3 separate regions of the Mus musculus genome follow, and regions 2 and 3 are each linked to region 1. Evidence: chromatin loops called from intact Hi-C (ENCODE). Cell type or tissue: heart. All regions are shown on one strand. Links, peaks and the distances in the headings refer to the core of each region. The heading gives the core; the rest is flanking DNA. Region 1 holds the start of Gpi1 (glucose-6-phosphate isomerase 1). Region 2 holds the start of Garre1 (granule associated Rac and RHOG effector 1). Region 3 holds the start of Kctd15 (potassium channel tetramerisation domain containing 15).

What was found. Hi-C counts contacts between places; a loop is a spot of excess contacts. Peaks named below come from ENCODE experiments on the same cell type or tissue, not always from the same donor. Only the 100,000 strongest peaks of a DNase experiment are listed, where the experiment ranks them.
Region 2: a loop joins it to region 1, with 2.1 times the contacts of the local background. A loop is called at or near these places in 2 of 42 quality-filtered maps.
Region 3: a loop joins it to region 1, with 2.9 times the contacts of the local background. A loop is called at or near these places in 2 of 42 quality-filtered maps.

What each region holds. Positions count from the first base shown.
Region 1 is chr7:34,224,847-34,235,233 of GRCm38, reverse strand. It overlaps Gpi1 (glucose-6-phosphate isomerase 1), which reads left to right and starts at 4,898. Exons shown (of 18, transcript NM_008155.4): 1 at 4,898-5,142; 2 at 5,861-5,951; 3 at 6,238-6,306; 4 at 7,997-8,116. The coding sequence starts at 5,021. It overlaps Gm12762 (a long non-coding RNA gene), which reads left to right and starts at 911. Exons shown (of 2, transcript XR_881947.3): 1 at 911-1,347; 2 at 2,454-4,052. It overlaps Gm12758 (predicted gene 12758), which reads right to left and starts at 857. Exons shown (of 2, transcript NR_166613.1): 1 at 739-857. In heart, for the core only: CTCF peaks have their summits at 4,806 (motif pointing right) and 8,208; DNase peaks (open chromatin) are centred at 4,903, 5,393, 5,923 and 6,353; H3K4me3 peaks cover 4,451 bases; H3K27ac peaks cover 3,944 bases.
Region 2 is chr7:34,305,317-34,315,703 of GRCm38, reverse strand. Garre1 (granule associated Rac and RHOG effector 1) reads left to right here and starts at 2,157. Exons shown (of 14, transcript NM_172741.3): 1 at 2,157-2,212. In heart, for the core only: CTCF peaks have their summits at 4,541 (motif pointing right), 5,525 (motif pointing right) and 9,014 (motif pointing right); DNase peaks (open chromatin) are centred at 2,173 and 2,683; H3K4me3 peaks cover 3,501 bases; H3K27ac peaks cover 2,510 bases.
Region 3 is chr7:34,650,997-34,661,383 of GRCm38, reverse strand. It overlaps Kctd15 (potassium channel tetramerisation domain containing 15), which reads left to right and starts at 6,986. Exons shown (of 7, transcript NM_001360820.1): 1 at 6,986-7,137; 2 at 8,702-8,800. Gm12781 (a long non-coding RNA gene) reads right to left here and starts at 1,439. Exons shown (of 2, transcript XR_391247.4): 1 at 1,211-1,439; 2 at 182-1,080. In heart, for the core only: a CTCF peak has its summit at 5,616 (motif pointing right); DNase peaks (open chromatin) are centred at 5,793, 6,603, 6,753, 8,193 and 2 weaker places; H3K4me3 peaks cover 3,920 bases; H3K27ac peaks cover 3,281 bases; H3K27me3 peaks cover 227 bases.

The DNA.
Region 1 (10,387 bases), core at 1,692-9,691:
TGGGGGTGGGGTGGGGGAAGTGTCCTCCGGCACACTATGTCACTTTAAGTCCCTGCCATTAAGCTTTCCTACCCACCCAAACCTCATGTGTTAACTTACCAACACTGCCTTACCCTGCTCCCTCCAACTCCTTGCCCTGTTGCTCTGAAGCAGTTGTTCTCAAACTGGGTCGTGAATAAAACTGGGGGTGGAATTACTCTTTCACAAGGGTGGTTTAAGACCATTGGAAAACATATATTTAAGTTACATTTCATAACAGTAGCAAAATTAAGTAACAATGAAAATTGTTGGGTCACCACGAGAGAGAACTGTGGTTTAAAAAAGGGTCGCAGCAGCGTGAAACTTGAGAACCGCTGCTCTAAAAGGTGCTTTAAGTCTCAACAATTTCGCTTTCTGCCCTTGCTTGCCAGTCAGCACTGCCCAGGAATCCCGTGTTTGCATTTGTTCCTCCCAAAGGAAGGCTCCGAGAGAGCGAAGACTGAATCGTGTTAGCGCCACGGTTCCTAAATCGTTGTCAGGTATTCTGTGGTTATCTCGTAGGATTTGGTAATTCTAATATAGAGTGAAAAATCAGACCTGATGAGGCTCTCACGCAGAACTAAAGCGTTGTTCACCATAATTCTATTGGGATTGCTAAGGAGTCACCATTGGGAGCTTCGCATCAGAGTTATGTACCGTTTTATATTTGTTTTTAATAAGAGGGTTCACATTGTAGCCCAGGCTGGACTAAGTACTTACTGTAGTGCCCAGGTTGGCATCTAACACGGCTGTGTCGGCCTCCTAGTCCTGGGACCACAGGTGTATAACGCCGCCCTCCTGCCACACGCATCATTCCTGGAGCGCGCGTGTGCACACACACCCCCCCCCCCAAACTCGGGACATGCGCACTGCAGAGTATTTCAACCATCCTAGACGTGCAAATGCAAGCGTTTTCTAATTCACTCAGCTTGGACCCTGCATCCGCACATGCGCACATGCGCTCGCCCTGCCCCCTCCCTGAACGTGCCAGTCTACACGCAGCTAGCCCAGGTGCTACGCGTGCTCGCCGCTTCCATGCGCGTGGTCTCGCCCCGCCCCCGCAGAATGTACGTGCGCGTGCCTGGACCTCCACCCTAGCAGGAAGGCGCGCTCCCCCTCGCTCCCGGCCCAGTGACTCAGCATCTCACGCAGCCCAGCACTGCTCTGCAGGCTGTAGGCGTGCGCTCCGGCTTTTCCGCCCACCGCCAGTACATTCCACTCAGCCCCCCATGGCAGCCCACGCTCCACGGTCACCCTTGTCGGGCAGGCTCAAATCAAGGCCTAATCCGGCCATATACTCTTGCCTCAGTTTCCTCATCTTTAGGACGAGTAAGTGCTCTCTTTTGCTACATAGCCACCGAAGTCTGGGAAGTGCCAGCATCACAAAACTCAAGGGCTGTGCCGAGGCGTTGTTTTAGGGAATTTCGACATTTCCTGGACTTTCTAAACTTGTCTCCACTGTCAAGCCTTCCTACGATCCTGTTCACGGGCTAGGTCATCTTGCTGAAGGCCTTTGAGACTGATTGAGCAGGCTCTCGTGCGCTTTCTGGGCCAGCTTCAATTAATACAGATTGTGCTTAATCTATGGCTATGATCCCAAGAATGTTCTGCTCAGGGACCTGTCGCTCCTTTACTCTGGTTTGCATTGCTTAGCATAAAATCTCCTAGCTGTTGAATTATTTGAAACAGGTCCTCATTATGTAGCCCTGGCTGTCCTGGAATTTGTAATGTAGACCAGGATGCTCTTGAACTCACAGTGCTGGGTTAAAAGGCTGCACCACTGTGTGCAGTTCCTAGCGGGGCTAGATAGATGAAACACCCCAAAGATCTTTGGGGAAACTTACGGGTGTACCCACATGTGGTAGTGCAAACCTACAACTCCAGCAATCTGGAAGCCCTGGCTACATTCTTTTGTTTTTGTTTTTTAAGGTGGGATTTCTCCGTGTAGCCCTGGCTGTCCTCGAACTCAGAGATATGCCTGCATGTGTTTACCCAGTGCTGGGGTTAAAGGTGAGGGACTGACTGCTCAGTTGGGCTTCAGCTTTTAAAAAGTAGTAAACAACAACTCAAAACAACATAATAAAAATCAAGGGGGAACCCTACCTCTTGTTTCCCTTAAAACTGAAGCTCAGGGCAGAGAAGATGGCTCAGCAGGAAAGTCAGTCTGTCCTGAGTACATTGATCTCTGATAATTCATGGGAACAGGAAGAGAGGGTGGAAGGAAAGCCTCTCTGGCTGCCTTCAAAAGTATCCCCTACCAAAAGGGCATCATAGCCACAGATAAAGCACTATCTGTATTAATTGAACTTGGTCCAGAAAGCACATGAGAGCCTGCTCAAATGAGTCTCCAGTGCTTGGATTAGGGGTATGCACTACCACTGCCCTGCTTTTTTAGGTTTGCCAGCCCCTCTTAATGTATTTTGTAAATTTTTCAGTCTGTAGACACTGCTGGGCCAGTCTGAGGACTCTTGGGACAGGGACAATAAGACTGGCATTCCTGCTAGTTGAGGTTCAAGGTGGGAGTGAATTTGTGTGTGTGTGTGTGTCTGTCTGTCTGCAATTTACATGGAGGCCAGAGGAAAACCTTGAACATTGTTCCTAGGAATACGGCCCCGTTTTATATTTAGTTAGACCTGTTTGAAGGGAGTGTGCCCCAGAGTGCCTGTGCTCAAAGAACAGTTTGTGGCAGTTCATTTTTTCCTTCTATATGTGGATTTCAGGGATTAGGTTTAGGTTTTCAGCCTTGGCCCCAAATACCTTTGACCCATGGGCTATTTTGTCAGCCCCACTTCTCCCTCCCCCCACCTTTTTTTTTTTTTTTTTTGAATAAGGCCTCTCTATACAGTCCTGGCTGTCCTGAAACTCATTCTCATTCTTGCAGACCAGGTTGTCCCTGAACTCAGAGAGATCTGCCTGCCTCTGCCTCCAGAGTGCTTGGATTAGTGGTGTGCGCTACAGCTGCCTTGCTTTTTTTTTTAAGGTTCGCCAGCCCCTCTTTTAAAAACATACTTTATAAAAATTTCAGCTTCTTTTTTGAGTCAGGGTCTGTTGGTGAGATCTGGAGCTCACCCCTGAGGCCAGGCTGGCCATTGAACCCTAGGACCCTCCCGTTTCTGCCTCTCTAGCACTGAGATTGCAAAAGGCCACCATGTGCAGGTTTTTCCATGGGCTCTGGAGAGTAAACGTGTCCGTATCCTCGCATGCTTCTGAGGCAAATGCTTTACAAAATTCTCAGTTCCTGTGTTTTGGGTTTTTTTTAGACGTGATGGCTTCAGATTCCTATGTTGCTGACCCTGGCCTTGAACTCTCGATCTTCCTGCCTTTCCTCCCTTCATGCTGGGATTATAGTGCCACCCCAGTGCCTGCCACCCCAGTGCTAGATGTCCAGCACTGTTTGGGAAGCTTAGCAAGTATCAAGACTTACACATATTTCCCGCAGTCCCCCGCAAACACTTCACCTCACCTACTCGTCCTCATTTGAAGTCTCCCTTGTCCCTCGGACTTGTGGATAAGAATCCAGTTTTTCTAGGAAGTTGGATCCTAAAGTGCATATCTTGCCCTTTCTCTCTAGGCGATTATGGATCCCTCACTCATTCCATCCTCTATGTCCGTCTCCTCCTGCTTGACTGAAGCTCCCTCCCTCAGGACCTGCTTTAGCTCACTGAGCTAACTGATCCATTAGGCAGTGTGTCAGATAAAGTCCCTGCTCCATGTGGACTTGTTCAGTGGCTCCTCATCTCTAAACAGAAATCAAAATTCTCACAATGATTTGTAAGCCACTGGGTGAATTCCCTTCTCTAATGTCACCTCTATGACTTCTTCCCCTAATCTGCTCCACTCCAGCCACATGTGTCTTCTGTTTGTGGGACATCTATGGGTGCTGTTTGTGGGACATCTATGGGTGCTCTTGTCTCAGACTTTGCAGTGTCTTTTCCCTTTGACTGAACACTTTCCTTCCAGGTAGCCAACTGGCTCATTTCTTCCCCTTCATGCTTTTACTCAAATATAATAAAGAGTGAATTTTTTTTTCTTAACCATTTAGTTAAAGGAAATGCTTATTTCCAACCTGCCTTTAAATATATATACATATAATTTCATTTTTATTGTGTGGTGGATATTTTATTAATTATGTGTGGGAGTGGACATACAATTTTTATTATGTGTGTGGGGTGGGTATATAATTTTAGCATTAATTATGTGTGGGGTGGGTATGAGCATAAGGATGCAAGTGCCATTGGTATTCCCATTGGTTGCAGCGGGAGTTACAGGCAGTTATGAGTACTGGGAACCCAATTCAGGTCCTCTGCAAGGGAACTATGTGTTCTTAACCACAGTTTCATCTCTGGGGCTTCATCCAGTTTGCCTCTTCTCAGGAGCACTTGCCAGCTCTGAAATCCCATAAATTCTATTTACTTATTTGGCTTACGTACCCACAACACTTGCTTTAGTACCTCTAACCAGGAAGGCATTCCATAAAGTTCTGCTAAATTGGGCTCAGCCGGTAAGAGCACTCAACTACTCTTCCGAAGGTCCTGAGTTCAAATCCCAGCAAACACATCCGTAAGGAGATCCGACTCCTTCTTCTGGAGTGTCTGAAGACAGCTAGAGTGTACTTACATATAGTAAATAAATTCTTTAAAAAAAAAAAGTTCTGCTGAATTGAATACATGAATGAATGAAAGAAGCAAGCGGATCTGGCACGAGAAACTCCGCCTCTGCCCTTCAAGTCACTTCCGAACAGAAGCCAGCCAAGGTTCATCGCAAGTGGCCACACTTGTGTTACAGAGAGGCCAGCAGAGGCCCCCAGATCTACAGCTGCCGGCAAGGTCGCCTAGCGGACGCGGAGGACAGAGGTGGGGCGGGGCCGGAGGCGGGGCGGGGTCGGACGCCTGCGCCATAAAGCCCGCTGCGCGCACTGGTACCGACTTGCCGCGCGCCGCCGCTCCTCTTTCCTTCCTCTTCCGAGCACGTCCTGCTCCGTGTACCTCTCGGGTCCCTCGCCATGGCTGCGCTCACCCGGAACCCGCAGTTCCAGAAGCTCCTGGAGTGGCACCGCGCGAACTCTGCCAACCTCAAGCTGCGCGAACTTTTTGAGGCGGATCCGGAGCGCTTCAACAACTTCAGGTGCACGCACGGGGTCGGGGCTCCCGTGACCCCCCCCCCCCCAGCAGCCCTGCAGGGCCCAGGCCGGGGCCGCACTTTGTCCTTGATGCCTCCTTGGAGTGGGTTTTGGGACCCGCGTGCTAGCCAGAGGGCCGAGGCTGCTTAGTCATTAGGAGGAATCGGCTCCTCCTTGGGGATCCCTTCGCCCCCGCCTCTCAGTCTCAGCCATTTGAGTAGGGATTTCTAACCACCCATGAGGAGGAGCAGCCGCTGCTGGCTCGACAGGCACGAGAGAGCTGTCCCCTCCCACCTGCTCCTAGTGGGCTTTGGTCAGACAGGGTGGGTAAGGCTGAGATTTCCTGGGAGCCACGGTGTAAAAATAGAGCGGCGGAGGCAGGATGCAGAGGCCAGAGAGACTTGTGAGCGACTGCGAAATAGAAGGGAGGGTGGAAGAAATCGTACATGTGATGCATCTTCGTGCCTTGTCACTGATGCCAGGAGGCGAGGGACCTGGGATGACCACCTGTGGTTCCTCACTGGACGTCCCTGATACCTCTCCCTGGGTGTTTCCTTGTAAGTTTGAGATGTGGAGCTTGAAGGGGGAAGTTCTGCCCAGGATCTGTCTACATCTTCTTTCTGTGGCGTGGCTTCCTACACTACTTAACACTGCTACAGGTCAGCCTTTGTGGCCAGGCACTGCCGCTGGGGTGTGACCAGCAGCGTCTCCATCTTTCTGCAGCTTGAACCTCAACACCAACCATGGGCATATTCTGGTGGACTACTCCAAGAACCTTGTGAACAAGGAGGTGATGCAGATGCTGGTGGAGCTGGTAATGTTCTGACTGGGGAGTTGTGATCTCTGGGTTGGGTTGTGGGTGGGGGCTGCGCTTTGTTTTGGGTTCTAGGTCCCGGTGTGGAGTTGGTATCCCAGGGATCTCCAGGCCCCCTGCTGATTGAGCAGACTCTTTGAAGATGCTGGAAAAGGAATCTGTCTATGAAGAACATCTGTCAGCCTCAAGGGGGGGGGGGAGTGGGGGGGGAGGGGGGCTGGACTTGTGATAGGTGATGAGGATGGGGGATGGGATACAAGACCTCAGCAGTGGCTTCTCTCCCTAGGCCAAGTCCAGAGGCGTGGAGGCTGCACGGGACAACATGTTCAGTGGTTCCAAGATCAACTACACCGAGGTAAGCAGTTACACCCGCCGCCCCCCCCCCCTCTTCCTCCTCTTTGCCGACCGTTATCAGCATCGCCCTGTGTCTTCACCCTTGCTCTTAAGCAATGCTTTTGCCTCACGAAGGTGCTAAAGGCTTTTCTTTGGGGGCAAGAGAGGTTGCAGAGCTTTGGGGTGTGATTTCTCTGAGACTGGCAGCCTGGACTTGGCAATCAAATTGGCACAGTTCCTGGTGTCCAGGGAGGGGCACAACCCAAGCCTGAAGGGAGGGATTTGCTTAAGGCTGGCTGAGACATGGCTGAGACATTTTCTTGGACAACTTCAACCTTGATACTCTGATGGATCCTTGCTACAGGTTGTTCTAGTGACAAGAAAAATCATGTCACCAAAGCCCTTAGTTTCTTTGACAGTGGAATGAATAAGAGGTGAGAGTATGACAGCGGTTGGGAAACCCTGGCCCTGACTTGGTGGGGAAGCCTGCAGGCATAGGAGACACTCTGCACTGAGAATTCTCAGTGTTGATATTTTTTTCCTTTTAATTATGAGTGTGTGGGTGTGTGTACATAAGTACAGGTGCCTACAGAGCTGTCAGATTCTCCCGGAACTTCAGTTAGAGATGGTTGGGAGCCACCCAGTGTGTGTACTGGGAATCCAACCCCGGCTTTTTAGAAGAGTATTTTGGTTGGTTGGTTGGCTTTTGAGACAGGGTTTCTCTGTGTAGCCCTGACCAGGCTGGCCTCGAACTCATAAGAGAGCCTCTTGCCTCTGCCTCCCGAGTGCTGGGACTAAAGGCGTGTGCCACCACCTGGCAAGTATGTGCTCTTAACTGCTGAGCCATCTCTTCAGCCCTGAGTCTTTTTACATGTGAGGAATCTAAGGCTTGGAGGTCAGAGGTGCAATGGGAAGCAGCTGATCTTGCACGGCTGGGCTTGTGTGATATGAGGGAGGCCACAGTCGAGGGGGGCTTCCTTTGAGTGGGGGGATGTGCATTTGTTTGAGGAACATGGGAAGGGTGAGACTAGATGGGCTACCCTCAGACCCTCCCACACACAGGAACCTCTGTCTAGATTGAAGTCGCTTTCCTGACCATTTGGGACCTTTGCACCTGCTTCCTTCCCATTGCTATTGTCTTTAGCTGCCTGGGCTCTCTTGCCCTTGTGGCCAGGTGAGCTGCTTGGCACCTGTTGAAGACCTCTGTTCTGGTTTAGTTTGTGGCAGTGGTGAGACTGTTTGGTGAGGGGAGCCTTCTGTTCCCTGTCTTGCTTCACATCCTGAGGCCTTGTGACATTTTTAGAAGGTGCCAGAAACAAGAAGCGCTCTCCTCAGGAGGGCTGAGTTTATGACTGAAGGAGCTTGCTGCTCATCTCTGATCTGTATCGTCACCACTATACATTCATTGCTCATCTTCAGTCAGGCCTTTCATGCCCTGGGTCCTTCAGGCCCTTAGGGGTTTGTTCAGGTCCTTCTGTATCTGCTTCTGAGTGTTCACAGCATACAAGGGGGAAGGGGGCGCACAGGATTGCCTATCCTCAGAGTCCCAGAATGGCTTTCCCTCCCAGGCCCTCTATACAAGACGGTGATGTTAATGGATGCCTGGACCTGTTTGTCCTGTGCAGAGGACTGCCTTACACTGGACCTTCCCCAACTAGGACCAGTCTAGCTCTAGGGTCTACCGTGCTCCTCATTGTCTCTTTCATTTCTAGAATCGGGCGGTGCTGCATGTGGCCCTTCGGAACCGGTCCAACACACCCATCAAGGTGGACGGCAAAGATGTGATGCCGGAGGTGAACAGGGTTCTGGACAAGATGAAGTCTTTCTGCCAGGTAAGCAGACGCTAGCCTTGACGTGCCTTTTGTCCATGTGTATGTGTGTTTAGGAATCTGGCCCTGTTGCTCTCCCTAGAGGCAGGACTTTGTGTTGCAGCCTCAGGTGGGGATGACCTGTGTGGTTGCTGACCCTGCTCTCTCTGCTGAGACCTGAATTTCCCTCAGCTCTTCTCAGAACGAGCATGCTCTTTTCATCCCCCAAGGTCTGGGGTCGTACGTGTGCACCACCACAACCTGTTAGGTGGTGCTGGGGGCGTTGGGTGGGGGTTGTCAAACTCGAGGCTTTAGGTGCTGGGAGAGCGCGCTGCCAACCGAGCTACAGCCTACTTCCCTCCCCGCACACAGTTTATGTGCAGTATAAAAATGTAAAGCACATCCCGGGTCCGTATTAGAGCACAGAACCACACCATACACATACCCCCTTGTTTCCCTTCTCTTCTCTCCGTCTCTCCTAGCAGGGTCTAACTATGTAACCCTGGCTGTCCTGGAACTGGCCTGTGTAGACCATACTGACCTCAGACTCATAGAGATCTGCTTGCCTCTGCCCTCCTAATTCTGAGATTAAAGACATTATACCTTGCCTAGCCGACCTTCTCTATCTCTGTATATGGAGGTGGGGGTGGGGGGCAGTATGGGTTGCCTAGAGACTAGCTAACTTAACCTACATAAACCTTTGTGGCCTCAGTGTGTATTCCCCAGGGTAATCCTGCAAGGGTTGGCTGGCAGTCGTTATCAGGTCTGGAGTGCAGCGGTGATGTGTGGGCGCTGTGGGTGTGTGCATGTGTGCTGTGTGTGTGTCTGTATGGGTTGGGCATGCTCAGAGAGTGATCATCTGCTCAGCTGTAAGCATTCTGGACTTGCGCCTGAGAGCGGCTGCTCCCGCATGTGGCTGGTCAAAGTCGGCTTGCCTTGGCCAGGAGCCATTTCTAGATCTGAAAGTGACATTTATCTTAAAGGCCTGCGACACCTGTATATAGGACTTCCTGGGATGAGGGAAGCTAGAAAGTCCTGGTGTGACTTCAGGTTTCAGAATGTCCCTGATGTTTTGAGTGTGAAAGGCATCTCTGTCTGTCTGTCTGTCTGTCTGTCTGCTGTATGTAGCAGAGTGGGAGCCAGGTGCTCTGATCATGCTATGTAAGCTCAGACATGTTGGGTGGACAGTGCGGTGCTAGTCCCCCTCCATTGCTATTGCAGGATGACACCCCGTTAAAGCTGGCTCTTGGATTGGCTGGCTCTAGACTGACCAGGTATTTTTAGTTCAAAATGCACAGCTTGGGTGTGGTGGATCGTGCCTGTAATCCTAGCACAGGGAGCCTGAAGTAGGAAGATTTGCCAGTCCTGGGCCAGCCTGGGCTATGTGGGGAGACCCTGTCTCAAATCAAAACACCCAATGAAAAGGCAAGCAAAACACTGCTAACCAGTGGCGATCCCAGTGAGGAATTCTACTTCCTGAGACTGGTCCTCTCAGAAGTAAAGAGTACAGTCAGGCAAGTGTTGCTGCTGCTGGTCTTAGCAGTGGGGAAGCTGAGGTGGGGGAGTCAGAGGTCAGGGCCAGGGAGCCTGGCATGTGACAGGCTAGCTCTTATAAAGAGAAATGGTAACTGTTTGAAACAATGGATATCCCAGTTACTCTGACCTGATCGTTATTTAAATCCATGTATCAAAATATCACACAGTAAAGGAGAAATAACAACCAAAAGAAAACCTCCCCTCCTTTATCAGGATTGTCAGTAACTGTGGCTGTATTGTCCTGCTACTGTACTGTTAGTTATTGGTCAGGTGTGGTAGCACATCCTGTCACCCAGCACTCAGGAGGCCAGCCTGGGGGACTGTGGTGGCACTGTTTCTAAATACAAAACAACAGTGGCGTGTGTCCTAAAACCTCATATACAGGAAGAAAGGCTGTGTGAACTTATATTAGAAATGTGTTTTTCTCTCATAATTTGTGTGTGCGAGACTGAGTGAGAAGCTGAGCAACTAAATATTTTTTCCTGTGCCTGGCACCAGGCCTCCTTAGTTAACAACGTTGGCTGCTTTTGCAGAAGATCCAGGTTCAAGTCTCAGCACCCACACAGTGCATCACAATTGTCTATAACTCCAATTCCAGTGGCTCCAATGCTCTCTTCTGACCTCTGTGGGCACCAGCATGCGTGTGGTACATATACATACATGGAAAAGAAATGGATGCACATAAAATAAGACTAGAAAACCCACAAGCAGAGCCAGGCGTGGTTGTGCACGCCTTTAATCCCAGCACTTGGGAGGCAG
Region 2 (10,387 bases), core at 1,350-9,349, 81 kb before region 1:
ATTTTTTAAAATTTATGTATAGGGATGCTCTGCCTGTATGTATATGAATATATACCATGTGTTGCACATGCAGGGCCCTTCGAGGGAAGAAGAAGGGGATATATCCTCTGATGTTGGCATTACAGGCAGCTTTGGCATGCTGGGAATTGAACTCAGGTCCTCTGGAAGAGCATTTAGTGCTCGTAACCACTGAGCCACCTCTTCAGTCCTGTTTGTTTGTTTTTTTGAGACAGGGTTTCTCTGTGTAGCCCTGACTGTCTTAGAACTCACTCTGTATAGAATATGTTTTTATTTTGTTGAATGGATTTATTTTCTTTTATGTGTATGAGTGCTTTACATGCCTGTATGTGTGCCTGGTGCCTGAGGAGGTCAGAAGAGGGTATCAGATCACCTGGAATTGGAGTAATGATGGTTGTGAACCACCAGGTGGGTGCCAGAAGTACCAGTGCTCTTAACCACTGAGCCATTGCCCAGGCCCCAGAACATAGTAAATGTGCTACTTTTTTTTCCCCCCTGTGTATACCACTACTACTACCACCTTTTTTTTTTTTTGGACAGGGTTTCTTCTCTGTATAGCCCTGACTGTCCTGGAACTCACTCTGTAGACCAGGCTGGCCTGAGACAGAGACTCAGACAACCACCGTTTTTTTTTTTTTTTTAGATTTATTTATTTATTTATTATATGTAAGTACACTGTAGGTGTCTTCAGACACTCCAGAAGAGGGCATCAGATCTCATTACGGGTGGTTGTGAGCCACCATGTGGTTGCTGGGATTTGAACTTAGGACCTTTGGAAGAGCAGTCGGGTGCTCTTACCCACTGAGCCATCTCACCAGCCCCACAACCACCCTTTTTTAACTTTTCTTTATTTCTCTGTAATAAATTTGCCTTCATTTCAGTTACTCCTCTAAGTGTTTATGTCTTTCATCTTTATCACTGTGAGAACGTCAACTTTGTAGCCCCTGACCTGGGTGGACCTTTAATGATCACTGAGTCTCTAGCACCCTAGGATCTGGGGCCAAGCACAACCCAGTCCTGAAAGATTTTGTTGTTTTCAAATACTGCATCAAAATCTACATCCATACTTTCCCCTAATGCTGAGGGTGAACCCAATGCCTGTCCTGTGCTAAGTAAGTGCTTTACCACTAAACTGGATTTCAGCCTGATACAACCATTCCTGCCTCCGGGTTTCAGACCTCGAGTCTGGGCAATCCTGACAGCTTCCCAAGTACTGCCAAATAAGCCCTTGTTTAAAACAGGGAGTTTGGAATGTTCTTAGATAAATCCTATCTTCTCTAGTTTTCTGACAATGAAACATTTGATAATTATTCACCTTTTGTGTGTGTGTGGTTTTTTTTTTTTTTTTTTTTTTTGAGACAGGTTCTATGTAGCCTTGGCTAGCCCTGGATTTGCTATGTAGACCAGGCAGGGTTCAAATTCATAGAAATCTGCCTGCTTCTGTCTTCTGAGTGACTGGGACTTAAAGGTATGCACCACCACTCCCAGCCTAAAACATGTGTCTTAACCTCCCAAACTCTCATTGCAAAACCCTGGGGCTGTAATATGTGCCCCTGACAAGTTGAGTAGTACTCTATCTCCGAGCTACGATCTCGGGTCCCTTTCGCCTATTTGTGTTTTGCTGTGTGCTGTCATGTAGTCCTCCTCAGGTTTTGTTTTAAAATTCCTTTTTTTTTTTTTTTTTTTTCCTTTTTCTTTTAGGGATCTTAGCTCTTGATCTAACCCGGAGGGTAATTATCTGGACATCCACTTCCATTGGGTCGGGGTACTCTCTCCTTCTCTCTTCTACTTTCCCCTCCTACCATCTGCCACAAATGGCACTACATCATTACAGTGATTTGTGACAGTAGTATTCTGTTGGCACCGCTCACGAAGCAATCCCTGAGGGTGCTAGTACTATCCCGCTCCTACATCGTCTGTCAGGTGTGATGTCTAGCGATCAATGGTTCTATCATTAATTTCAATGATAAATACGCGAGGACGCAACCGAGCCCCTCAGCAGGGTTCCGACTAGGTCTGGAAACAGGGAGGGAACGCAGAGCTTCGCCGCCGCCCATCCAGCACGAGGGGAGGGTGGGCTCCGGCCGGGGAAACCGCAGCGACCGCCTGGGGCGGGGGCGGGGCCGCCCGCCGACGTCACTTCCGGTGTACACAGCCGGTCCGGGCGGTGCGCCGGAGCCGGGGCGCTTCGCAGGTGAGGTACGGTCGCCAGCGGGCTCGGGTCGGCGGGGACTGGCTAGGGGTAGCGGGCGGCGGGTCGCAAGGGCGACTGGCATCGAGGCGAGCTCGCGGGGTGCCGCTTCCCTCGGCGCCGTCCCTCGCCCGCCTGCTGTGGAGGACGCCGGGCTCGGCGGGCGCTGGCCGGGCGGACGGAAGCCCGGAGGGGCCTCTCGGCGCGCGCCCGGGACGAGACCCTGAGGGGCGCGTTGGCGCTGAAGGACGCGGCTGCCTTGGGCCGCCGCGGGGGATCCGCTCCCGGAAGCTCGGGGCGCCGTGCGCCCGGGGCTGGCGGCCTGTGGGCGACCTGGGTCCACGGGCACAGGCGGGCGCCGCTGCCCTCAGGCCGCCCCGCGGCTCCCCGGCCGGCCGCGCGCCCCTTCCTGGCTCCCTCTGAGCCCGTGGGCGCGGCGGGGGTCAGAGGAGGGCCGAGGCTGGGCTAGGACTGAGGAAGGACCCACACCCGTCGGGCGAGCGCCGGGGTCAGGGGTGTGTCTTCCTGCTCCTCGTGGAGCAGGGGAAAAAGAGCATGCCTGTTTGGCATGATAAGAATTTTGTTTATACTTTAACCAAAATTGCCTGGGAAACGATCAGCCTGGGGAGCCCCCAGTTTGAAAATAGATTGTCCTTGCCCTTCCCCACCCGTTGCCATTATGAAAGCGATTCATTCTTCTGTCCTTGTAAAAAACACTCGCCACTGTATACAAAGTGTCAGGAGGGAAAATGACCACGGCGACTCGGTGACAACCGCTCCTAACATTTTGGTGACATCAGTAAGTGCAGATATATATACTGTCACTCTTAGAGGTTTTGTAGTAGAACATCGAGTACCATAATTTATCCAAACTCTAATGAATATTTGATTGTCCCTGTCACAAGAAAAAACACTTGTGGCAAAAAGGATTTATTTGATTATTGTCTTCGGCTAAATTTACAAATGGGGGTCAAAGGTAACATTCCGTTTTTCTCCTTGTGGATATGCTTGGAAACCTCAAACGCACTGTTGTAGAAAATTACATCTGTGTTTGCTTCTCATAATTGCTTTAACATTTTTAACCTTTTTTAAAAAATTTGTTTATTTACTCATACTTATTTTGAACAGACCCCCACGGTGTAGACCAGATTGGCCTTAAGCTCACAGAGATCTCTCTGCTTCAGTTTCTCAAGTGCTAGAATTAAAGACACAGGCCAAGAGGCCTTGCCTTTGTATTTGTTTTTATTTTTAAGACATATTTCCCAAGTGGCAGTATAGTCATCCAGGTAACCATTGTTGTCTTATTATCTTATTTTAGGCTTAAAGTTCTAAGAATGTATTTGTAAAAGACTACTTGCGAGCTTGATTCGGTGTGCGTTTGGAGGTTTTTATGTGCCTTGAAAATAGTAAGTTTTTCCTTGTAATCTTTAAAAAGATCATTTCTTTTACAAGTTCAGAGAATACTTTCTTTATATTTGATATTTATGTGTGTGATACATATACATATAAGATATACATATTAAACAAGGTTTTATTGCTGTTTTATTTGCTTTCTTGCTGACAAGATCACAGACTCCATATGAAGAGTGCAAGTTTGTTGTGGCAACTTTTCAGTCTGGCATTTGAGATTCTAATCTTCCTCTATTTTTGCACACGAATACGTAGGTTAGCATTGGAGACCAAGATAGAAAAGTTCTCAGATTCCCTTGGCAAGCCTAGATTTTTTTCAATCTAAAATTATCTCTGGATTTTTGGAAGACCGCATGCTTTAAGCATCCTTTAAAAAAAAAAACAAATACAAAATACTTTGCTAAATAATTTTTCTGTTGAGAACTTGAAGCCTACTATAGCAGGAGCTGTGCGTCTCCTAGGTCTTCTGCATTCCAGGGAAGTCACTAGCAGGCTCCAACATCCCATGGGTTTTGTGTGTCCACTCTGTCCCTTTCCTGTGAGACTTTCTCCTCAGTGGAAAAAAATGACCTTCCTAGATGGACAAAGAATGTTGGTTAGAATAAGGAATTGCTTTGTTTGGAGTAAGAAGAACCCATTGCTGGGTTCTCTCAGTATTAATTCAGAAAGAACCTGAAGTGTAGAGTTGTGCTCTAAACGTTTTCTCTACAGATATTGTTCAGTGAGGCCCCCGAGTTGGTTGATCTAGTGGTCACTGCTTGCTTTTTTCTGTTTTCTTTTCACTTTGTGTAGTTGTTTTTCCTCTTTGTCATTCTTTATGATACAACTCAAGACTTTGAGATTCTATTTATTTTTGTTTTTTTGTTTTTTAATAGTTATTAATTTATTTTATGTATTTGAATACACTGTAGCTGTCTTCAAACACACCAGAAGAGGGCATCAGATTCTATTACAGATGGTTGTAAGCTACCATGTGGTTGCTGGGAATTGAACTCAGGACCTTTGGAAGAGCAGTCAATGCTCTTAACCTCTGAACCATCTCTCCAGCCCTTATTTTTATTTTTGTTTTTGTTTTATATGTATGAGAGTGTTTTGTCTGAAGACTGCACCCTGAGCATACAAAGCCACTGAAACCAGAAGAGGGCTTCCGACCCTCTGGGTCTGAAGTTACAGATGTTTGTAAACTATCATGTGGGTGATGAGAAGAAACCCAGGTCCTTTGCAAGAGCAGCTAGTACTCTTGACCTCTGAGCCATCTTTAGGCCTGAACTTACAAGTTTGAGTATGCTAGGTGTGTACTGTACCACTGAGCTACCTCCCCAGATGCTGTGACTTTGTAAATATTTGGTGAGGGCAGCCATTCTTGTTATAAACCAGCCTTGCTCTTGGTTTCCTACTTTAGAGCAGTAGTGTCTATTTTCTTACCTGGTCTTTTTTGCCCTATTTTACCTTGTCTGTCTAGTGCTATTTTGTAAGGCCTTGCCTCATGCTTTCTCCCCAACCCTTGATTCATGTTTTTCCCTTCACATCCAGAGTAGACTTGGAGGTAGTCTCCACTTTATCTCCTTGCCCCTTGGGTCCTTAGAGTGACATTTCCATCCTAACTTCAGCTTTGCTTTTTCTGTTGTTTGTTTGTTTGTTTTTGAGAGTCTTTTATGTACACAAGCTGGCCTCCAACTTGAGATTCTCAGGCATCAACGTCCCAGTTGTTGGGTCTATAGGCATATGACAACATATCTCTGCTTTCTCTATGTCAATTCTTTATTTCCTTCTAAATGACCCCTAGATGCAGATCCTTCATCACTGTGGCCTGTCTGATAAATCTAAAGTTTTTTTTTTTTTTTAAGAATTATTTAGTTTATGTATATGAGTATACCATTGCTCTCTTCAGACACACCAGAAGAGGGCATCAGATCCCGTTACAGATGGTTTTGAGCATGTGGTTGCTGGGAATTGAACTCATGATCTCTGGAAGAGCAGTCAGTGTTCTTAACCACTGAGCCATCTCTCCAGCCCGAATCTAAAGTTTTTACTAGCTGCCATCCCACAATCTCATTTTCCTTGTTGACTTAAGATTATTCTTGTCATTTGTATTCTTCCCTACATTTTTGTTGTTTTATTTTGAGACAGGGTTTCTCTGTGTAGCCCTGGCTGTCCTGGAGCTCACTCTGTAGACCAGGCTGGCCTTAGACTTAGAGAGATCCACCTGCCTCTGCCTCCTGAGTGCTGGAATTAGAGGTCATACTTGGCCTCCCCTATACCTTGATTAGATTTTGCATCTTTTTTCTCAGGGACTGTTCTAGTCCTACTCTAGTTAGGAAGAAAGTAACCCAGTGAATTTAGCTGGCTCACAGACATCTACGCCATTGTTAGCTAAGAGACACAGCTTGGAGAAGACTGTCTATGAAGTGTCTAAAGTACCTAGAGAGAGACACCAAAAAAAGTTGTGCAAGGTTTCAGAAATTTTGCCTGTTTTGTTCATTGTGTTTATCATCGGGGTCTAGAACATACTGTTCTGGAAACAGTTGAGAATTTGTTGAATAAATGACCATCAGAGAATAAAATAAAAAAATAAATACAAATTTGCTATCTATAGAGGAGATGCAGACATAAGCCAAGAGACGTTTTGTAAATAGAGTTTGACAAATTTCAGGGAAAACTTTAAATTCAAGCCAAACTGACCCAGCTATAACCCCAAGGAAGGCATGTTTGGAATGTGTTTGTGGTCAGAAAGCTTAAACCTAATTTTGTATACTCCAAGAAAGACTTGTGTTTCCGGGAGAGGTTTGGGATGATATCTGTAGAAGTTGGAGTGGCTGGTGCAAGAGAGCTAACTTAGGCGGTGTGAGGGTTTCTCTGTATGAGTCCAGACCAGGAGTGGTGGTGCACAGTCCTTGCAGGATCAAAGGGAGGGGCCACCTTCCTTATACCCTTCATAGTTTCATCTGGAAGTTTCTGCCAAAGAGGTGGTCCAAGCTCTATTCAAAGTGCTGTAGTAGATTCTGGTCTTAGGATGTTGTCTAATCTAACTGTAGCATGGGCACAGCATTGTACTTTTCTTTTAGTGTTGCCATGAGAACTTTAAGCTTGGTAAAGTTACAGCTAGGGCTAGCCCTTTTGGTATAGATGTAGTTATTGGCCTTCTGGTTAATACATCAGTCGTCTTTGAGCCTAACTTGTCCCCCTGAAACTGCTCCTGGGCTCAGTGACAAAGCTGCTAACCAGACTGTGGGAAGTGATGACAGACAGGCTCTTCCCAAACTGCTCAGGCAGGAAAGCCAACCTGAATGTGTCAAGAGAAACTTTCTGAAGAACGTTGAGCTTAGCTGATAGCGTGGGGAGAGTCAGTGACTCCAGCTCATTGTAAGAACAGAGGATACTTAGACAGGATGGTGACATGAGTAAAGCTGTAGAGATGAGCAAGCCTGGGGAATATAATTAATGGTGGTATCTGCGTTACTGCGGCCTCACTATGCTAATCAGGTTTACTGCAAAGTGCTGCCTGCATGCTCCTTTATCCTTACAGCCTTGTGATACGTTCAGAACTGACATGTTCGCTTTCTGTCGCTGCCAGTTAACCTACATACTGCTTTACATTCTAAAGATGTTGTGTACATGCTTTAATTTTCCTAAACCATTTTTTAGTGCAAACAGTACATTTTTAACCAGTCTAACATTTTTAATATTACTTTTGAGACAAGATCTTGCTGACTAGCCCAAGCTAGAATCAAATTCAACCAAGCTAGACTCAAATTCAAGATCCTCTTGCCTTATCATACTGGTGTATGCCAGCATGCTCTGTCTGGCTTCACTCTGCCTTGGGTACCATTTTGAATGGCATGCTTTTTTTTTTTTTTCCTGTTCATTATTTTCATTTTAAAAATTAATAAACTTTAAAAGAAATATCTGTGGTATCCAGTCATATATAGAGGGATCAGAGAGCAAGGACCAGTCAAACTTTAGTCCTGCTTACTGGCCTCTTGAGTCACTAAAATTGGGTTACCCAGTATGAAAATAGGAGAGGAAATAATGTCGAGGGTTATAGTGTGGTTTTTATTCTTTTCTTTGAGATGCTGTCTCTTTAGCCCAAACTTTACTGTATAGCCTAGGCTGATCTCAAATTAAGTTCTCCTGCCTCAATTTCTGGGTTCGTGTATTATAAGCACAGGCCACCACACCAAGCTTACAATGTAGTTTTACTGTGTTAATATAAAGCCCTTAGAACAGGTCCTGGTGGGAATGTGATTTTTGTTACTTTCCATTCTGTGCAGTACAGAACAGTGAGCCTGTAGCTTACATCCATCATGGCATTTGCTGGTCATTTGGTGAGACAGGCACAAGAGGCAGTGACATCAAAGGCAGCCAAAGCTCAGGAAAAGCTTCATGGGACTTAAGGTGTTGGCTTTATTGAGATAATGAAAGTTTACTTTTAGGCAAGGTTTTACTATGTAACCCAAGCTGACCAGGTACTCATTGTATAGACCAGGATGGCCTTGAACTCAGTAATTCTGTGTCTTAGCATCCCAGATGATGGGATGACAGCATATACCAGCACTACCATTCATAGCTGAGCTAATGGATCTTGAATATAGCTAACTTTTTAGAAAAAATAAAATGAAGGTGAGGGTCTTTTTTTGAGACAAGATCTGGCTATGTAGCTTGGCTAGCCAAAAATTCAATTTTCCCCCTCTGCCTCTTTAGTGCTGGGGTTACGAGCATATGTGCCCAACCGCCCTCTGCTCACCACAGGTCTTGTTCTAAGGGTGATGTGGTGTGTCTCCCAGACAACCAGTCACAAGGATTGGCAACAGGAAAGATCTTAGAGGGGTCTGAAATTGGGTTACTTTAGTGATGATGTGTCATTGATGTGTGGCAGCTTTCCTTGGGATCTATGTGCTGATGGTACCATTTATAAAATTACACCTGTTACCCTTTTTGGTCTTTGAACTCATATCTAGTTTAGGTAATGAACCTGTTAATGCCAACATATGTGGGTCACTTCCAAGATGATTCTGTTTTGTTTTGTTTTGTTTTTTTTGAGACAGGGTTTCTCTGTAGCCCTGGCTGTCCTGGAACTTACTCTGTAGACCAGGCTGGCCTCGAACTCAGAGATCCACCTGCCTCTGCCTCCTGAGTGCTGGTATTAAAGGCATGTGCCACCATGCCCGGCTCCAAGATGATTCTTGTAGTTCATGGTGCCATTGGTTTTCTTTTCTTTTTGGAACAGGGTTTCACTATGTGGCCCTGACTGGTATCATTTGTTTTCTTAAAAAAGCCTGTGCATTTACTATAAGTTTTAAGATTCATCCCCTTAAAAAATGGCATTCCTTTAAAAATTTTTTTTAAAATATTTATTTATTGTTGTACATAAGTACACTGTAGCTGTCTTCAGACACACCAGAAGAGGGCGTCAGATCTCATTACACGAGTGGTTGTGAGCACCATGTGGTTGCTGGGATTTGAACTCAGAACCTTCAGAAGAGCAGTCAGTACTCTTACCCTCTGAGCCATCTCACCAGCCCACCTTTAAAAATTTTTTAAATTACATTTGAAAATTTATTTGTGTGTATGTGTGGGCATGAGTACTGTGGTATACGTGTGGATGTCAGAGGACAGTCTGTAGGAATTGGATTTTGGCTTCTACATTTGTGGGTCTTGGGATCGAAATCAGATCATCAGGCTTGGGAACAAGCAGCTTGGCCCACTGACTCACTGTGGAGCTCTGGCAGGTCTGAACCTTGCTGTTTAGACCAGGCTGACCTGGAACTTACAGAGCTCTGCCAGCAATGGGAAGATTTGAATGTAGACTTAGAGCTAGATACTAGCAGGAAAACAGTCACATTTTCATACTCAGAATGACTTGGGGGTTAGATACTAATGAGATTCAGTTATGGTTAAAGAAGTCTTCCCTACCCCATCACCCTGCTCCCAGAGGCAGGAAAAAAACCTAGCTCCTGGCTCCCAGCCTTGGGAGCCCTAGGCTTCGGTGATCTAGGAAAGGAGAGGTGAAGTTGGGCCCTCTCAGCAGCTTCCAAGGACTTGTGCTGCCCCTGCCCCTGAGTCTTCAGGGAGGGGAGGATGCTGTGCTTAAGTAACTTTGTTCTGTGCTTTGTGAAAGGTAATAGGGCCCCTTCCTCAGCTGTGTCCACTACTTCCTTTTAGCTTGAGGCTGAAGTAGGAGGGCAGTGATGGACTGAGAAAAGGGAAAGAGCCATGACCTCCTTTTCTTCTGGACACACCAGGTGGCACATTTAGTTCGTTGACTGGATTTTTGGGAATTGGAGCCACAACTGCAGGAAGGTAGGTTCTATTTCTATGACTTAACTGTAATGTGGGATTGGAGTGGATTGATCTAGTGGACCAGAATGAGGAGTTGCCAAAGATACCTAAGCTAGTCCAAGGCTTCTTGAAGAGTGGCTGTTTCCATTTCCTGAGTCTGGAGATGTGCCAAGTCCCATGCTCTGTAGAGTTTAGCCACTCCATTCTACTAAGGAAACTGACGCACAAGTTTTCAGCTGACTTGTTTAAGGTCACAGAGTCACTAAGTGCCTTTCACTTTGCTGATAATTACCGAGAGCAGAAATTCACGTCTAGATGAATAGGACTGCCCAAGCAAAATGCAATAGCCACTGCATTTGGCAGGACCTGCCTTCCATGAAGGTTTTTTTGTATTGGAACATCTTTCACCTAGCAGCAGGTAAGGGCCTTTCTAGCCCATTAAACTAGGCAGTACTTCTGTATCCCTGATGTCTGGAGAAGGGCTGTACA
Region 3 (10,387 bases), core at 1,310-9,309, 430 kb before region 1:
TGACAGAGGGTCCAGGAGCACACTGTGTGTACACACTTAGGAAAAGGCTGGGTGGGCAAACTGAAGTGTTGGCACCGTCCCTCTGGGAAGAGGAACCAGGCCGTATTTCCTTTTTTGTACATTTTATTGAGGTTTATTGTATCTACTTATAATAAAAATATATAAAAAGGGGCTAAGCTGGGGAGTGTTGGCGCAAACCTTTAATCTCAGCACTCAGGAGTCAGAGGCCCGGCCAGGAGACATCATGATCTCCAGGCCAGCCTGGTCTACAGAGGGAGTTCCAGGATAGTCAGGGCTACACAGAGAAACCCTGTCTCACAAAAATAAAACAAAGTCCAACAACAAATGGTTTTGTTAAATGTCCCTGAAACCTCAGTACCTGCATGCAGCATTTGGTGAATATTCCTGCTGTCCACACCCCTCCCAATGTCTTTAAAGGCGTTTATTGAGAAGACAGAAAAGCAAAAAGAGGATGAGAAGGAGGGGAGGAGGAAGAGGAGGAAGAAGAGGAGGAGGAGGAAGAAGAAAATGAAAAGAAGGAAGAGGAGGAAGAGGAGAAGGAAGAAGAACTCCGAAGACCTTCATGCCCTTGGGGACTCCTTCCTGGAGCTGTCCGGCCCTTTGCCTCCTGGATCCTAAGGACAGAGAACCCCAGGATACTTTATAATCTTGCCTCAAAGTTAAAGCCCAAAGCAAGTAGGACATTTTCTGAATCCCTGTATTTTATCTTTAAACCTTAGGTAAAATTTGCAGTCTCCCCCTTAAGGTCTACATGTTCATCTTAATTATACAGTCACAAAGCTGTAAGCCCCAACTCTAGAATCCAGGGGCTGTTCTACCCAAACTGGCCCGACCTTCCCATGATCCACTATGCCTCCTGCAGGTGGGCAGGAAGGATGACAGCACAACCCAGGCTTGGTCAGAGCTGGTCCAAGGGTCATTTGAAAAGGGTTGTTGCCAGCACCACTACCATCATCGTCATCGTCGTCGTCATCGTCATCGTCGTCATCATCATCACCACCGTCATCGTTGTTGTCGTCATCACCATCCTGGTGGTTATCGCTGTCATCATGTTTGATGCTGGGAATGAAAGCACACCGCCACTGAGCCACATCCCAGTTCTCTGTCAATCATCACTTAAAAACTCATCATGTCCTGAGCATTCCACCTAGGCTGAGCCAAAGCAACAGTCTTTGCTGACTGTCCTTACCTCGGATTTTCCCAGCCTTCCCATGAGCTAAGGTCTTTCACTGTTCCTACATCACATGTGAAGACAGGAGAGAGCGTGCCCAAGGCGACTCAGGTAGACACGCTCCCCACTCAGGCTCCAAAACAAACCCAAGGAGAAGGAATTGCCTGAGAAGAGAAAGAAGGCTGTCCAGAGAGGCTTCTGTCCTGGAAAAGAGCCTGGGGCAGAACTGGGAGACCAAAGGTCACTTTCCTCGTGACCTGTAACTCTTCCTGGGAAAAACTCCCTGGGACTCTTGCAAAAGTGTCAACAGAACCCTGTGTCCTATGAGACCCGATGGGTCACTAGTAGCCACACAAAGGCACTTAGTAACAGGACCCAAGTGCTGAGCCTGTGGTCTGCTGACAGGATCCCAGAGATCGAGCCTCACAACACACACACACACACACACACACACACACACACACACACACACACGCACACCTGCCCCACCCCCATCCCCAGTTTGCTGCACAAAACATGCTTGACCCTTGGTGGCCCTTGGGTCTCCTACCAATGCCAAGCCAGAGTCTGTGTAGTAATCCACTAGCCTGTTTTCCTCAGTTAAGAGGGAGCAGCCCCACCCCCCATGCCTGGAGGGATTGCTAGGAGGTTCTGTAGGCTTCACTGAAGCAGCTCCCTAGACTGGAATGAGCCTGGAGAAGAACCCAGGTGGAGCGCCTGAGGCTGGTGGCCTGGTTTGGTTACCTGGAAGTAGCCACATTCTACCTGACCACCCCCACCTCTGAGCCTTTTCCCCTGAGGGTGTGGGTGAAAGGTGGGTTAAGCCATCTCCGGCTTGGGCTCGAGGAACTTCTTTAAAATTAAATATCAGGCTAGGCATGGTAGGGCATGCCTTTAAACTCAGTACTTGGGAGGCAGAGGCAGTTTGATTTCTGTAGCTTGGGCTTGGTCTTCACAGAGGGTTCCAGGCCAGCCAGAGCTATGTATAAGACCTTGTCCCCGCTCCCATTTTTCCCCTCAAATCATATAAAAAGACACATCTGTATGTGTTGAGTGATAGTGGATCCAAGAGTCCCCTAGAAGGTGCTGATTTCCTTAGGAGTCAATCTAGGAGTCAATCTCTGTCCAGCCATCTACAAGAGCAGCCAGTGCTTTTATCTGCTGAGCCATCTCTCCAGCCCTAAAGTTTTAAACATTTCTTAAGACAGGGCTCATTACGCAGCCCAGGCTGGCTTCAACCTCGTGAGTCCTGGTAGCCCAGGCATGATCTGTGTGCCAGGCTTTAGCTTTCTCCACAGGTTTAGCTTCTATTTTGCTACCTGGTCGGGGTTTTGGGCAACACCTCACAAACTCTTACAGACTCCAACCCTGAGCACAAAACCATTCTCCTTTCCCCCTAAACTGAGCCCAATTTGGCCCAATATTCATTTCACTCCCAATAAAGGGGCCCCAACCTAGGAGGTAAGTCTGGTTGTTCAAAGCTTATTGCCCCATTTGGGGGCAGTACGGTGTGACAGGGAATGCTGTAGGGGTCATTGGAATAATTTTTCTTTGTCTAAGGGTGTCTAGGTAGGCGTGAAGCTTTCTTGTTTTGGTATTTACTTTCTGAGACCAGGTCTTTTTTTTTTTTTTTTTTTTTCTGAGACAGGGTTTCTCTGTGTAGCTCTGGCTGTCCTGGAACTCACTCTGTAGACCAGACTGGCTTCAAACTCAGAAATCTGTCTGCCTCTGTCTCCCAAGTTCTGGGACTAAAGGTGTGTGCCACCACTGCCCGGCTTGAGACCAGGTCTTAAATCCACTATGTAGCCGAGGCTGGCTTTGAACTCCTCCTCCTACCTCTGCCTCTGAAGCGCTGAGATTACAAACATGGTTTACCACCTCTAGCATGTTGGAGATAGGGTAGCACTCTGTGGCCCAGGCTAGCCTTGAATTCTGCCTCTGCTTCCTCCGTACTAGGAACACTCAATCTGGGCACTCCGGGCCAGTCTGGTTCCTTTGTAGTATACAGAGGTGACCTCTCTTAGTCTTGAGATGGATACAAACATAGACAAGTCTAAATTGACCCTCCCCTCGACCCCTGGAAGTCTCAAGCTGGAGAAGAGCCATCTCTATCCAATTACCCTCCATGCTCTTATCCCTTCTTCTACCAGGATGAAAGGACCCTCAGTCTATTCATCTGTTGTCCAGTCCTAGCATTCCTAAGAATGCTGAAGTAGGCAAACTCATCTTATTTAAGATTCATTCCCTCTTTCTAACTACGGGCCTGTTTGGGGGGCTGTTGTTCCAGTTAGGCTCTCAAGCCTCAGTCTGGCCCAGAACTCACGAGCCGCCTCCCTCAGCCTTCCGAATGCTATGATTACAGGCTTCAACCTCCTCACTTCACTAGCAGATAGATTTGCATCCTGCAGCTAACAGGACTGCTCTGGTTGGAGCAGAAACCTAAATGGAGCACAGATCTGGATCCCCTTGTAGGCTGTGGCAACTTCAGCACTAATCAAATCTAAACGATGCACATTCTGCCTAGATTCATCCAGTTTCGTCACTTGGACTGTAGTAATGAAAGATATAGTCCACAAGATGTCTCGGCCTGTTTCCATCCTGATTACATATTCTCAATTTAAAAACGTACCCCTGCTGCATTGGATACGACAGACCACTAAACACCTATTGTGGGCTATGCCAATTTCTCTTGGTGTAAGAGGTAGTTGACATTTAGCTAGAAACTTAAAAAAGAAAAAAAGCTTTATTTTATTCTTGGATATGCATGGGGGCGGGGGGGGGGGGTGCAGATGCCCTCGGAGGCCAGAAGAGAATGTTGGGTCCTCTGGAGCTGGAGTTACAGGCAGTTGTAAGCTGCTGTGTGGGTGCTGAGAACTGAATTCCTGCAGGAGGAGCATATGGCCACAACTAGTGAGCCATCTCTCCAGCCTTAGCCAGGAACTTTTAAAACACCTGAGACAAAACTCAGACCGAAGCTTACCCTTCGTGACGCACACAGAGCTCAGCCATTCGATGAGAGACGATAGACGGTGGAGACAAAGACCGGGAGCATCAAGGAAATAAAGGTCCTTCAAAATGGTCAGCCCTTGTTCTGATTAAATTGTGCATTTTTAATATAGTTGGTATCAAGTGGAACTTAAAAAAAAAAAAGAAACATGTGGGAATTTAAAATAAAGTGAAACCTGCTATTTTTCAGGGTCAGCAGTATCACGGTGAGATTTGTCTCTTAAACAATGACACTTGCTATCTCTGGAGTTCTATGAATACTTTTGAAGTGTCATATTAAAACCAATCTCGTGGCCTTGAGGCAAGGGGAAGCAATTAGTCGTGGAGTTGTGAATAAATAAAAATCCATTTATACACCCGTCCTTGACATGTGCCTTGTGAATCTTAGAAACTTCATCTAGAGGGAAAAGAAATGTTAAATCATGAATACCAGTCCTAATCACATTGCCATGTGGCTTCCTAAAACAGTTGAGTTTATTCCAATCTTTTAAGTATGAATTTATATGTATGTATTCACCCGTATTGAACACAAAACAAAGACTCACCCACAGCCATGCAGGTGACAAGAAGAGAGGGGGTACTGAGGCCCGTCGGGCGGTGACAAGCAGTTTTCAGAGCGTCACTCCTCAAGTGAGCCTAGCATACTCTCCTGGCTCTCCCTGTTTCAAAGCCTAGGAAAGGTTTTCTCTCTGAAGCTGAGGGCATTCACATAGCAGCTTGCTCTACTGAGGTCACCATTCTTGCAAAGTGCTTTTCACCTCATTCTAAGGGTCAGCTTTTTCAACACTGGGGGGGTTTACTGTTTCTAAGTTCTACTACCTTGAGCTGTCCAAAGCCTGGGGAAGCCAGCAAAGAACTGAGCAGACCATCCAGCCGAACAGGACCTCCCTCACCTGCATGCTCACCAGAAGAGTAGCACTGTTTAAGCAAAGCTGGGAGCTAGTCCAGGGTGGTTTCAGAGCCTGGGAAGCAAACGTGGGCGACCATGGGCCCCCACAGCACAGATCCCTGACCTACTTCGCGGGCCCCTTTCTGTTCTAGGAGCAGCTTAAAATCCATAAATTAAGGAAATTAACTGATGGGGCCTGCGGCATCTTTGTAAGCTATTTAAATCTATAAATTTACAACATCTTCTGCATATATCAAGTAATTGAACTAACTGCGGGGATGTAACTTTAATGAGAAAATTTCCCCCTTCTCCAGTAGTTTGAGATAATAAATAAATAAATAAATAACTCCCTCAGGAGGAAAGTTTCTTATTCCCGCGTGAAGTTACAGACGCGCGGACGGATGCTCTCTCCGCACTAGAGGTCCCCTGAATAAGGGGAGACTGGGTCCTCTCCCCAAGCCCCCACCCCCATTATCTTTCTCCAGTGTTCCCGTCTGGCCTCGAGAGCACCCCCAGGAGTTTGGCCAGTAGAGGGCGCCCAGGCCCGGCCGGAGTCTGTAAAGGGGGGCCCGCGCCGCTGCTCCCGGCCGAAGCGCACCCGCCTTCCTAGCCGAAAGCCTGCCTTTGGCCCGGGAGTCCCGGGAACCAGGCGGGGGCGCAGTCTGGGCAAAGCGCACCGGCCGCGATCCGTTTCCTAGGAGCCGAGAAATGGTCGAGGAGGAGGGACGGGCGGGGCGCAAGGGAAGGAGGAGGAGGAGGAAGGGGCAGCGGGGGAGCAGCTAGGGGCATTCTGGGTGCAGGCCTCCGCGCCGCAGGGACCTTTGGCCGCCGCCGTCTCCATCGCGCCGCGCTCGTCCAGGAAATGGCGCGAGTGGCCGCAGGCGACGGGCCGGGTGCCCCGCGCTCCCCTCCCCCGCGGTGGCCACCGCGTGTCCGCAGACGTCACGGCCGGCGCTGCTCCCCGGGAGAGGGGCAGCCGGGGCCGAGACCCGGGGAGAGAGGGAGGGAGAGAGGGAGGTAAGCCGCCTGGCAGCCCAGTTTCTCTCCCCTCCCCACACCAAGTCCCGCCCTCAGCCCCGGGGCGCCGCGGCGGCGGCTGCTTCTCTCCTCTTTGTAACCGAGGAGTCGAGAAATGTGAGAAACGTGCCCTGTGTTACTTATTTGGGAGTCGAAAATTTATGCCCAGCTGAAAGCGCCCGGGGAAATATTACATCAGATGAAATGACAATGATTAAAATCAGCCTCTCCCCCGCCCCCTCCTCGAGCCCGGAGGAGGCCCGGGCGCCGCGTGGCCGGACGGCGGGGGGCTGGGGCGCAGAGGGCGCGGGGCTCGGGCGCAGCGCTCCCGGAAGGGTACTGGTCCAGCCCCCTGGCACCCAGGCACGGGGCTCCGGGACCCACGGGTGGGGATCGCGAGGTGGGAAGGAAGTGGTGGCGGTGGGGAACGGTGCATTTTTTTTTTGTCGCGGAGCGCGGCAGGCGCGGGCGCGCGGAGCTAATTGCGACTCTAATCCTCTGCCCCGAGGCGCAGCCGAGCCCCGAGCCAGGAGTCGCCCGCGCGCGCCCGCTCGCGCTCGCCGCGCCGGGGTAATTTGGAACCGGATCGCTGCCCTTTGCAATCCGGGCTGGGCCGCGGCGAGGCGCACAGGCTACCGGCTGGTTTTGGGGGGCTATTTTCTCCCCTCCAGCCATCGGGGGAGGCCGCTGGAGAGAGAGGGAGGAGAAGAGGTGGGAGCGGCGGGAGGGCAGCCGGAGAGCTGCGCGAAAAGGAGGCGGCGGCGGCCGCGGCGAAGAGGGAGGAGGCGAGGGGAGGGCGGGGAGGGGAGGCCCCGGCGCGGCGCGCCGCGAGGGGCCGCGCGGAGCGGGGGCCGGGGCGGGAGGGGTGGGTGGGGGGAGGGTTGGGGGCGAGAGAGAAAGTAACTCCAGGACGAGACCGGAGCGACCCGCGCGCATCGAGCGCTAGGCGACGGGGCTGCGCCGGGCGCCCGACACCGGCGGCTGCGGGGGGCGGGGGCTGCGCCGGTGCCCGATCCACTGCTCCGGCTCCGAGGTAAGCCCAGCACGGGCGGCCACCGCTCAGTGCCGCACACCCCTGGTTCCCAAAGTGGCTGCAATTCCGAGAAAGTCACTCGGCCCCGGGCCGGGACCTAGGCTGGGGGCGGGGGGGCGGCTGCTTTGTCCCTCTGCTGAGCGCAGGGGCTGGCGGCGTGGGGGCGCCCAGCACAAAGGCCTGGCGCGCACGGGGCGGGGGGGTGCCCACGTGGGCTGGTCCTAGCCGCGGGTGGACCCTCCCCACTCGGCCGGGCTCTGATCATCCTGCTGTGCGGAATATGCGTCCAGGTCCTCCGCACTCTGGTTCCAGTATGGGCTCGAGTGCCCTGCAGAGCTGATGACTTTCCTGAGTCTGAAACCGGCTCCATGCAGCTGGGCTTTCGGGGCTCACAGGACCGGGTTGGCGCCCAATTTATAGAAAAGAAAAAAGTCTCTAACGGGACAGATGTGCGTTCTCTGACGCCCACCCTACGAGTCTCATGCTAGACGCACTGGTGGTGGTTCCAAGCTCAGGAAGGATGTGGGGCGGGGAACGCGCCGCCCCAAGACCGGACCGCGGTCTCTAGATTTCCACTGCCCACACGCACCCCCTCATCTGGATGCGAACACCCTCATTCTCCCACTCTCGCGTCACAGTAGCACCTCTCTACCCTCCCTCGAGAAGCCCCCGACTGTAGAAAGATAAACCTTCAAGTTTTCACTCCGTGTCTCAAATGTGCATGAAGGAATTTAACTGCGCGAGTGAATAACAGCATTAGTTTCAATTAATTTTTTTTAAATCCCGGCAACAATAAACTTTGAGAACAAAAGCGCTTTTACGTCCTTAATTAGGCGAGCTTCCCATCTGTGGTCTTGAAGTGTCTGCCTCTTGATTTAACTTTGTCTCCGCCCCCCACCGCACTCCCACCCCTTCTTCGCTGGGCCCTTCGGGTACCTTGGCCACCCCGCCCGCGGGGCCGGAGGTTCGGCCCAGCGGATCCTGTAGCCCCGAAGTTCACACCGGCCGGCTGGCTTTGCGGCCCCGCTGGCGCGCACCAGGTGGCCCGCTGCGTCCCTCCCGTTCCACCCCTGGACAGTCCTGCAGGCCCCTGGCACTGCTGCCTCGGGCAAGCGCCCTGGGCGTAAGAGCTGAAGGGAACTGGAGAGGCGCCTTCTGTTTACCTTTTATGGTTAAGATAACAGCTTAGCAAAAGAAGCGACTTCACGAAGAAGCGATTTAGTGAAATCGTCTCAAGCTGCCGCAGCTCAGCCAGTTTAATCACCCCCAGAGAGCTGAACAACTGCGAGCACAATGGGACACAAAATCATTTTGTGTGTAAATGAGCGTGGCATTCTGCTCACTTCCCTCTGCTCGGGCGGGCGGGGCTCGGCTGCGGGTGGGCGCGGGACCGGGGTCTCCCACCACAGCTTGGAGAAGCGGGTCAATGCTGGGCCAGTTTGCAAACCCGCTGAGGTCCCTGCAACAGGCGGCTTGGCCAAGCCTCAGCCGCGTCTGGGTCCTGGTGTTTGGTGCAGGGAACTTGTGTCTCTTATCAATTGCACGTCTATGTTTGTGATCTCAGCAGTGTTCTGGGAAGAAGGGTCGTGGTCCACCACAGATGCGTTTGGCAGAGGGAGCAGTGGAGATTCGGGTCAAGGCTTAAGGCCTGGGGCTTCCAATGGTGAGTTTCTGGTTTGTGTTGTGAGAAACAGGCTGAGGGCAGGCTGGGGCAGCTTGGTAGATGGGCGCTTGATGCTACTTGTCACATCTGAGTTGGGTCCTGGTAGTGGAAAAATGTGGTGCTTTGGTAGAATTTGGGTGGGAATTCTATCTCTGTTGACCTTCAGTGGGTGTTCCTTTATGGCATCCTCTCCCCCACCCCCACCCCCCCTCCCAGGACTGGATAACCCATCCCTTGGGTCCGCTTTGGTTTTTCAAAAACTTCCTTGAGGTAAATGACCTGGGATGTCCAAAGCAGGGGACTGAACAGCCACCCAACTCTTCCAGGAGGATAGAACACCCTCCCTCACCCCCAAACAGTCTCAGGTCAGAGAACTTCCCAGGGCAGCGGAGAGGTGAAGCAAATCATAGGAGGGGAGACACTTACCTTCCATTGAATCGGTTCAGTCTATGTACCTCAGACCATGTTTTATCATTGCATGCTGAATGTTAAGACAGAGATCTAGAAGTTTAACAGAAAAAGCACCATGTGGGTACCCAGGATAGCATGTAGTTTTGACACATAAGGGTTAAATCTGTGTCAGAGAAGTCCAGGTTATGTTTGTAGACTTCCCTCCTCCCCTTTCCATGTCTCTCTGTGTGTGTATGTCTGTGTGTATGTGTGTGTCTGTGTGTATGTGTGTGTCAGTGTGTGTGTCTGTGTGTCAGTGTGTGCATGTGCGTGTGTGTCTGTGTGTGTGTGTGTGTGTGTGTGTGTTCCTCTATTGCCCTTGGAGACAACCCGGAGCCAGTGAAAGGGGTAGCTAGAAACCCGCCCTTCCCCACCCCTTCTTCAGGGGCCCCCTGAAAAGCCCCCAGGGTAGCTTCTGGGGACTGAGGCACAATTTTATTTCAGGTGTCTGTGGCACATAGGAAAGTCCCTGAGTAGCTCTGGGGAGGAGGGGAGAAAGCCCATTTGCTGATTGCTGTCTGGCCAGCTCTCAATGCCTCAAGGGCCTGTGATCCTGAGGGGGTCTGGAATACATTAGGCCCAGGCAGCACCATTCTGGGGGTCTATTGGAGAAGCAGGGAGGTGCAGAGTAGGCAAACAAAGACAGGTCCTGTCTGCCTGCCGTGGAAGCTCTAGGTGACTGGTGGCTTCCCAGTGATGCTCCTGCATCTCTGTGCCCTGGCTTCTGTGGAAAGAGGTGTCCTATACAAACTGCGTCTTCTTCACTGGGTGGTGAGAGATCCTAGGCTCCCCAGCCAACTGAGGGGAGCGGCACCCCCACCCCCACCCCCCCACCCCCGCCCCAAGGTTCTCTCCACTGATGCAAGAGGAGACACGCTTGGTAACACGGCTCTAAGTCAAAATACCAAAGAAATCAGATTTGTTCTGAAACATTGCAGGGCAATAATGGCGAGCATATGTTTTAGGCTGTCATTAGCCAAATTAGCAGACATGGAACTGCCTAGAAAACGTGTGTGTGTGTGTGTGTGTGTGTGTGTGTGTGTGTGTGTGTGTGTGTGTGAGAGAGAGAGAGAGAGAGAGAGAGAGAGGCTATGCTGTGGTCTGGAGGTCTGCTTAGGGGTATGGAGGGGTGTGTGT